Regions from separate parts of the Homo sapiens genome. Here region 2 is linked to region 1. A link is a contact called in ENCODE Hi-C or POLR2A ChIA-PET data. All regions are on one chromosome and are shown on one strand. Each heading gives the region's core, a stretch centred on a gene start or an enhancer-like site at or near the end of the contact. The rest is flanking DNA. Distances are from core to core; before and after follow the strand shown. Region 1 overlaps PCCA (propionyl-CoA carboxylase subunit alpha). Region 2 overlaps PCCA (propionyl-CoA carboxylase subunit alpha).

What was found. Hi-C counts contacts between places; a loop is a spot of excess contacts on that map. ChIA-PET counts read pairs that join two places held with the same protein, here RNA polymerase II (POLR2A).
Region 2: a loop to region 1 is called in a map with no recorded cell type, with 2.3 times the contacts of the local background. The contact joins two enhancer-like sites. A Hi-C loop is called at or near these places in 1 of 168 maps with a recorded cell type or tissue (Caco-2) and 1 of 37 single-sample maps with no recorded cell type. POLR2A ChIA-PET finds 5 or more read pairs at or near these places in 2 of 52 experiments (AG04450 and naive thymus-derived CD4-positive, alpha-beta T cell).

Annotation. Positions count from the first base shown.
Region 1 is chr13:100,228,240-100,232,327 of GRCh38, forward strand. The region is part of intron 7 of PCCA (propionyl-CoA carboxylase subunit alpha); the gene reads left to right. Among named protein-coding and RNA genes, the nearest start is that of PCCA, 140 kb to the left of the region's middle. Within about 2 kb of position 1,977, at least 4 of the 41 ENCODE cell types and tissues checked have a DNase peak (open chromatin) inside an H3K27ac peak, as active enhancers do.
Region 2 is chr13:100,098,303-100,102,390 of GRCh38, forward strand. The region is part of intron 1 of PCCA (propionyl-CoA carboxylase subunit alpha); the gene reads left to right. Among named protein-coding and RNA genes, the nearest start is that of PCCA, 11 kb to the left of the region's middle. RefSeq lists an enhancer at 1,853-2,147. Within about 2 kb of position 1,874, at least 10 of the 41 ENCODE cell types and tissues checked have a DNase peak (open chromatin) inside an H3K27ac peak, as active enhancers do.

The DNA of each region.
Region 1 (4,088 bases), core at 727-3,226:
TCCTGACCTCAGATGATCCGCCTGCCTCAGCCTCCCAGAGTGCTGGGATTACAGGCGTGAGCCACCATGCCTGGCATATTTGACTTTTCTTCCACTTTGGGGAGGATTATTATGTAATGTGTCAGAAATTTTCTTTTAATAAATTATAGGATATTATTGAACATTATGTTAACAGAGTTTATTGTTCTAAGCCCTTTCATATTTTCATGTATTGTGTGTCATGTAATCATAGATGTGAGAGCTGTCTTAAGAATATTTTAAAGAGTGTTAAGAATAATCAGCTCCACTTTTTCTTCAAATATTGCCAAGCTGTATTTGTGAAGAGATAATGTTGTTTTGTTTAAAATATATTTATTTTATATAAATAAAGAACAAAGGCTGGGCGCGGTGGCTCACTCCTGTAATCCTAGCACTTTGGGAGGCTGAGGTGGGAGGATCACTTGAGGTCAGGAGTTCGAAACCAGCCTGCCAAGATGGTGAAACCCCATCTCTACTAAAAATACAAAAAAAATTAGTCATACGTGGTGGTGTGTGCCTATAATCCCAGCTACTTGGGAGGCTGAGGCAGGAGAATCGTTTGAACCTGGGAGGTGGAGGTTGCAATGAGCGGGGATCGCTCCATTGCACTCCAGCCTGGGTAACACAGTGAGACTCTTTCTCAAAAAAAAAAAAAAAAAAGCACAAAGTATATTTAGTAAAATAAAGTTTAACCTTTTACATTTTTATGAAATAAAGTTTGATATCTATACATTGAAATGAGCTGCTTTCTTTTGTTTTGTATTATAACTTAAACTTGTGGCTTTTCAATTTGAAAACTTATTGCCATGTAGAATTTGATTTTTTTTTTTTCCTAATGCAACACTTTACTTAAAAATTATGGAGTAGAACTATATTTTTTAGAAGAGCAGGTTTTACAAAACCTAAAATTCAAACTCTGGAAGTTGCATGATGTGGTGGAAGAAGTGCTGGACTGAGAATCCCAAAAATATTGGGCTTGGTTTTGCCCAATGCCAACAGTATTTCACTGAGTGCACCTTGTTTTAAACTGAAGCAAAACTGAAGTGTAAAAAGTAAAGTAGAGGTTCCTCTTCAAAGACTTTCCTCCCCATCTAATTAGGAATAAATAGTAACTTCTCTTAGAAGCAAAATTTATTCTAAGACCTGTGCTAACATTCTTAAATATCTGCTAGCTGTAATAAAGAAATCAATGTACTTTATGTTCTCAGCTCCCACAATTTAGCCTAAATATTTGCCCTGGCATGCTTATACTGGTCCAAGCAAGCATTAAGTCATAGCCTGTTCCTCTTCCTTATTTGAAGGTGTTTTTACCTTTCTCAGTATTCCACAAGTTACTTCCTCCTTCCTTTGTTCTCCTCTGCCGTTGCCTCTTTTAAAAAGTTCTATGTTGTTAGCCAATTGGGACAAATACAAAATGTGAGGTCCTGTTCCAGCCAATGGAAACCGGACACAGCAGTAGGGTGGGCGCCTCAGGTTATAAATGACCCTGTCTCCTTTGTTCAATGTACTCTCGTGGCAAAACTGCTGGCGAATGTACCCTTTCTGCAGAAAGTAAACATGGCCTTGCTGAGGAAATTAAATTTATGTTCCAGTGCTGTTTCTTTACGGCACTGGGGAACAAGCATTTCTAACAGAAGCCTGTCTGGTTCTGAGTCCCTGCCCTGAACCCCTGCCTTTGGATGTCAGTTAACTCACTTATAAAACCGCTGCTCTGGAGATGAATAGTTCTGTTGGCATTTGTGAGATTGTGTCTTATCCTAACAGACTAATTTTTATGGAAGCTGATGCGGATAGTTGTTTATTCATGGAAGAAATAATGTGTTGATTGCGTTAATTTGCTAAACTCTGGGGATTTAGTAGAGAGTAAGACAGCTAGTTGTTGCCCTCATGAAGGTTAAGTGTGAAAAGGGCTGCATAATTGCAGGGCGTGGTGTATGTGTTCATGTGGCAATGATACCTAGCCAGGTGTGGGAGGACTGGAAAGGCACTCTAAAGAAAGTGGCAGGCTGGGCGCGGTGGCTCATGCCTGTAATCCCAGCACTTTGGGAAGCCGAGGTGGGCGGATCACCTGAGGTCAGGAGTTAGAGATCAGCCTGGCCAAAAATGGTGAAACCCTGTCTCTACTTAGAATACAAAAATTAGCCGGGTGTGGTGGTGTTTGCCTGTAGTCCCAGCTACTCAGGAGGCTAAGGCAAGAGAACTACTTGAACCCAGGAGGCAAAGGTTGCAGTGAGCCGAGGTCGTGCCACTGCACTCCAGCCTGAGTGACAGACTCCCATCTCAAAAAAAAAAAAAAAGAAAGAACGTGGCATTAGCTGAAACTGGAAGCATGCCACCCTGGACTCTGGGAGGAAATGGTCATTTTCCTGTCACCCAGACTACTGCCTCCCAGCCTGACTCTTCAGATCCCTCTTGCCTCTCAAAGTGTTCATTTGTTTGTTCATTCATTCATTTATTCTTCCAACAACTGTTGGTTGAATAACAACTGTGCCAGGCGTGTGCTCGGGATTTGAAATACCTAACTTGAACCAGCTGGACAAGGGTTTCTGTCCTTATGGAGCTTACATTTTAATGGGCTAGGGAGGTGCAGAGGGTGGACAGTGCACATCATAAGTAAGCAGATGCTATGCCAGAATTCTCCAGCCTGCAACCAGAGCTAGCCCTTCATTTCCTTGCTCTGAGGCTACAGTTCAGTTTCTCTCATGTGGCTGTGAGGCCCAGCCTTCCCCTCGCCTCTCTCTTCAGGTCCCAGACACTGTTTTTCACTACGCTTCTATTTCTAAGGTGTCTTTTCAGTTACCACGCCTGAGAAAGTTTTCAGGAATCTATTTTTGGATTAGAGATCCCCTGTTGTCACATGCCCTCTTTAAAACTTGTACATAACATGCACCACATAATCATTCCTTAGCTGCTGTGTGGCTGTATTTAAGGTTTGTCTTTTCCACCAGCCTGTAAATTACCTGTTGGCCAAGATGATGTCTTTCTTGTTCCGTCCCGTGTCTTCAGGGCCCAGAATTGGGCCTATTGTAATAAAAGCTGGTTTGGTAAAAGGGGAGAGAGTTACTGGCTGAGGCTGGCTGAACTGAGAAGGCTGTGCAAGGCTGGGGAGCCTGCCTGGGCCTTGGGCTGCAGGGTAAGATGCAAGATGAACAGGGGTGGGGCTGAGACTCATGCTTAGGCGGACAGGATCAAGTATTGAAACCAGCCTAGGGAGTTCAAACTTGGTTTTGAGGCAATGGGATGTCATGAAAAGCTTAAGTGATTTTGGGGACTCCTAGTTTGTTTTGATAACATTTAATATTCTCAAAATCATTAATAATTTGATAACTTCAGGCATGGCTGATTTAATTTTTAAACTATGAAAATATGAAGTATGAAATTATGATTCTTATGGTAAAAAAGTTCAACGTGTACCTAAGAGCATACAATTTTAATTTCCCTTTTCCTACAACTTTTAATCCTACCTTTTACATTTATTTATTTATTTATTCTTAAATATAGACAAGGTCTTGCGATGTTGCTTAAGTCAGTACAGAACTCCTGGGCTCAAGTGGTCTTCCTGCCTGGGCCTCCTGAGTAGCTGGGATTATAGGCCTGAGTTACCATGCCCGGCTGTCTGTCCTACTTTTGAGCAGTAAATTGGTTTCTGTAGCTGTCTAATGCTTAAACTTTCCTGTGCGTTCAAATGTGTATTTCTGTCTTAATGTAGGTAAGGTCATACGCTATGTACTCCAACTTGCTACCCCCGCCCCCAGTATATACTTTATTTTGCTTATTTTTACAGTGTAAGAGTTACTCTCTTAAAGCTTAATTGTCATTTGTCATTGCCTTGTATAGAACCAAGGCATCTTGGACTGTGTACCAAATCCCATAAGATCTGGCCAGAACAGGGCCACGCCGTCCATACCTCCTTATCTTGTGCTTTGCTGCCACTTCCTTACTGTGTTTCAGCTTTAGCTGCCTGATATTCTTTCCCTATGAAATTGCTTCCTCATCTAGGATTTTTATATGTGTGGTTCCCTCTGTCTAATGTTCTTTCTCCCTGATCTTTCCATGGTAGCTAGCTGTTT
Region 2 (4,088 bases), core at 624-3,123, 130 kb before region 1:
CACTAATGAGGTCTTTTACATTTTCTGGGTACTAAGTTTTCAAAATCCAGTGTGTAGTTTACTCTTAGAGCACATCTGAATGTGGCTCGTGGCTGCCATATTGGATGGAACAGCTCTAGGGCACAGATTGTGCTACTAATCAAGTCCCACCTTGAGGTGCTGGGACTGGCCTTTTGAATGCAGTGTTAGTCAGCCCTTGGCCAGGCAGGGTCGGGGGAGCTCTCAGGCTTGATGGAGAGCTGTATAGTTGAGGAACATGGTCGAGATGAGGGTGCAGGTGTGAGCCGTTAGTTGTCAACACAGCAGTTAGAGAGGATCTGAGTGGCCACTGACAACATCTGCTACAGCGGGATGGGGAAGAATGGCCTGGCGGAAGAGTCAAGGGTGGGATGATGGAGCTCTAGAGTTGACATGTATAGTTTCCTGGTGCTTGAGCTTAGTACAGAGGCAGAGCCCAGAGAATCTTGAGTCTTGAACATCTCTCTCAAATATTAGGTGTTCAACTTGGCTTTTGGCAGACACTGAAGATTGGAATGGTCTCTAAGATCCTGAAGACTAAATAGTCTATTTGAAAGAAAAGCTGTGCTTCCAGGAAAAAGCCAGACCTAATTAAGTGTCTTCAGAGAAGGGCATGGGCTCTGTTACAATGCATGATGAAATACCGTGTCATAATACATGGATAAGACCTTCACCTGGAATTTTAGAGATGAAGCAAGATGAAGTAAACTAATGTTTACTTTGACCTTGGTGAGATCATTTTATAGCTCCATTAACCCAGTTTTGAGGATAGTTTCTTCTTTGAAGCAGAATGCATTCTGATAATGAATTTATCTCATAATGAGTTATTTAGTATTATTCATCTGAATGCTACTGCGGGTATGTTAACAACAGTAGTTTTGGTTTTGGCAGAAATAGTGTTCAGATTGTTCTTTAAGATATTTGCCAGTGGATTTACCAGTTTTAACTGCCACGTGAGGCCACATCTTGCTTATGAAAGTAGGTGCTATCTAATCTTTTTTTTTTTTTTTTTTTTGAGATGGAGTCTTGCTCTGTCACCCAGACTGGAGTGCAGTGGCGTGATCTCGGCTCACTACAACCTCTGCCTCCCGGGTTCACGCCATTCTCCCGCCTCAGTCTCCCGAGTAGCTGGGACTACAGGCGCCTGCCACCACACCCGGCTAATTTTTTGTATTTTTCGTAGAGACAGGGTTTCACTGTGTTAGCCAGGATGGTCTCAATCTCCTGACCTTGTGATCCACCTGCCTCGGCCTCTCAAAGTGCTGGGATTACAGGCGTGAGCCACTGTGCCCAGCTGGTGCTATCTAATCTTAAGAAAGGATTTTTTTCCAGCCACTGCAAACAGGATTTGTTTCCCTGTTTGCAGTGGCTGGAAGGCATGCATCCAGTTTGTCTAAAAGCCTACCATTTCCCCCGCTTTTTGTGTAAGTTATTGTGTGCTGATGATAATATATGCAAGACTGTGCTAGCCATGTTAGACATTCTCATTTAATCCTCATAGCAGCATTATGACCTAGATAAGTACTATTATTATCCCCAGTGTACAAATGAAGAAACTTTCTATATATCTAGGAAATGTCAGAGCCAAGATTTGAATCCAGGTCAGAATCTGAGTCTAGACCAGAACTCTTATTGACTATATTATTCTCTAATGGTAATTCCCAAGTGGTTCTGGTATAATTTTAAGAAAGAAGGTGACAGTTACATATTTGGATTTAGTTTTCATGTAAAACCTTACATTTTTTGGCACTTTACTGTTTATAAAAACTCATTTGATCCTTTTAATAACTCCCTAGGAAATCAGGGAGGTGTCATCACCTACATTTTGTAGATGGAAACGGGGGCCCAGAGAAATGATTAGCTCAATGACTCACAGCTGAGAGTTGACCCAAGTCTTGTGACTCTGAGGGTCAATGCCACTTCCTATGTGCCAAGCCATTTTCAGGCATTTCTTTTCTATGTGTGGAAAATACAGGAAATCATTATTCCTGTGGGAGAGAACCAGTGGCAATATGTTACTGGGGAGTCATTTTGCACACGCTGACCTCTCTCATTTTGGCTGTGATTGGCTAGCCTTTATAAACAGAATTGATTAAAGTTCTTTCTCAGAACCTTTGTTGCTAGGAAATACCTTACAAAGAATTTTGGACTGGGCGTGTAGCCAGTTTGTTACATGCTTAACAAAAACAACAAACGTTAAAATTCTGTGTAGAGGTCCAAATTAGCAGACTTCTTCAAACGTTTTCCTTCATTTAGAAAATAAACTTTATGTTGTGGCTTTACACAAATGGTCTGAGTGTTGACCTGATTCTTCATTTTTGACCTTCCATGAATGTCTCCCAGGAGGAAACAGGAACAGAGCCTTTATGGGGCTCATTCCAAACCAGTTCAGACTTGTCGTGGGAATGGTTCACATTGGTAGTTGTTCTGTTATAGTTGTGTTTGCTTGTACGAGTTCTACTTCTTCTTTTTTTTTTTTTTGTTGAGACAGTGTTTCGCTCTTTTTGCCCAGGCTGGAGTGCAACGGTACAAACTTGGCTCACTGCAACCTCGGCTCACTGCAACCTCCGCCTCCCGGGTTCAAGCGATTCTCCTGCCTCAGCCATCCGAGTAGCTGGGATTACGGGCATGCACCACCATGCCCAGCTAATTTTGTATTTTTAGTAGAGATGGGGTTTCTCCATGTTGGTCAGGCTGGTCTCGAACTCCCAACCTCAAGTGATCTGCCCGCCTCAGCCTCCCAAAGTGTTGGGATTACAGGCATGAGCCACCGTGCCCGGCCCGAGTTCTACTTCTAGTTACTGGGTAACCGGGAGGCATCTATGCTTTTTACAGCTTTAGGCCACATTATTACAAGTTCACATGTGTGCAAGCTCTGTGGAACAATATCATATCTTTGAGTAGATATTAGTGTTTATCTGGGAATTGCCACTGTTTTTCTTATCTAGAAATAAAAAATTTCAGAAAGCTCTTGACCAATCTGTGGTTAAATCTTATAACCATTACAGCCTCAGCCTGTGACCTTTGAAAAGTTAAAGTCCTTGGGACTCAACTTTGTCATAAAATTGGGGATAATACTCTTGTAACTCACAGTTATGCTTGAAGGAATATATGAGAGATAGTCTTGATCTTTAATAGGGACACAGTAATAATTTCCCGTTCACAGTTCCTTCTTGTTCTTGGTCTTTTACTTGGTAAAGGTTTTATTTTATAAACTATATCTTTTTGTATCTTTTACCTCCACTTTTATACAGAGATTACATTTTTTAAATTAATTAAATAATTAATTAATTTTTTCTGAGGAGTTTCGCTCTTGTTGCCCAGGCTGGAGTGCAATGGCAGGATCTAGGCTCACAGCAACCTCCACCTCCTGGGTTCAAGCAATTCTACCTCAGCCTCCTGAGTAGCTGGGACTACAGGTGTGTGCCACCATGCCCCGCTAATTTTTTTGTGTGTGTTTTTAGTAGAGACGGGATTTCGCCATTTTGGCCAGTCTGGTCGCAAACTCCTGACCTCAGGTGATCCACCTGCCTTGACCTCCCAAAGTGCTAGGATTACAGGCATGAGCCATGGTGCCCGACTCTTTAAAAAATAGTTGTACAAATTTTTCAGTTCATTTAAAAATGTTGCTATAAGAACATTTTGTTTCTTATTTGAGTCGTTATCATCTTAGAAAGTTCTAAGAGGTGGTACCTGTTGGTTGCCTTTTGCTGGTTTTTTTCCTCCATTTTTTTCCTTCTAGCTTTAACAGTGACTACTGGGAAGTTCTCTCTCTGTCTCTGTCTGTCTCTCTGTATCTCTCTATCTCTTTTCTTTTTCTCCTTTCTTTTCTCTCTTTTCAGTGGGGTCTTGCTCTGTTGCCTAGGCTGGAGTACAGTGGTGTGATCTTGGCTCACTGCCACCTCAAACTCTGGGGCTCAAGTAATACTCCCACCTCTGCCTCCTGAGTAGCTGGGATTCCAGGCTGTACCACCGTGCCTGGCTTAGTCACTTTTCTTAATGTTTTTAAGCATTAAGATACGCTTTCTTCACAAACAGTTCAATGAATGAGAAATATCCTTGATTACTGA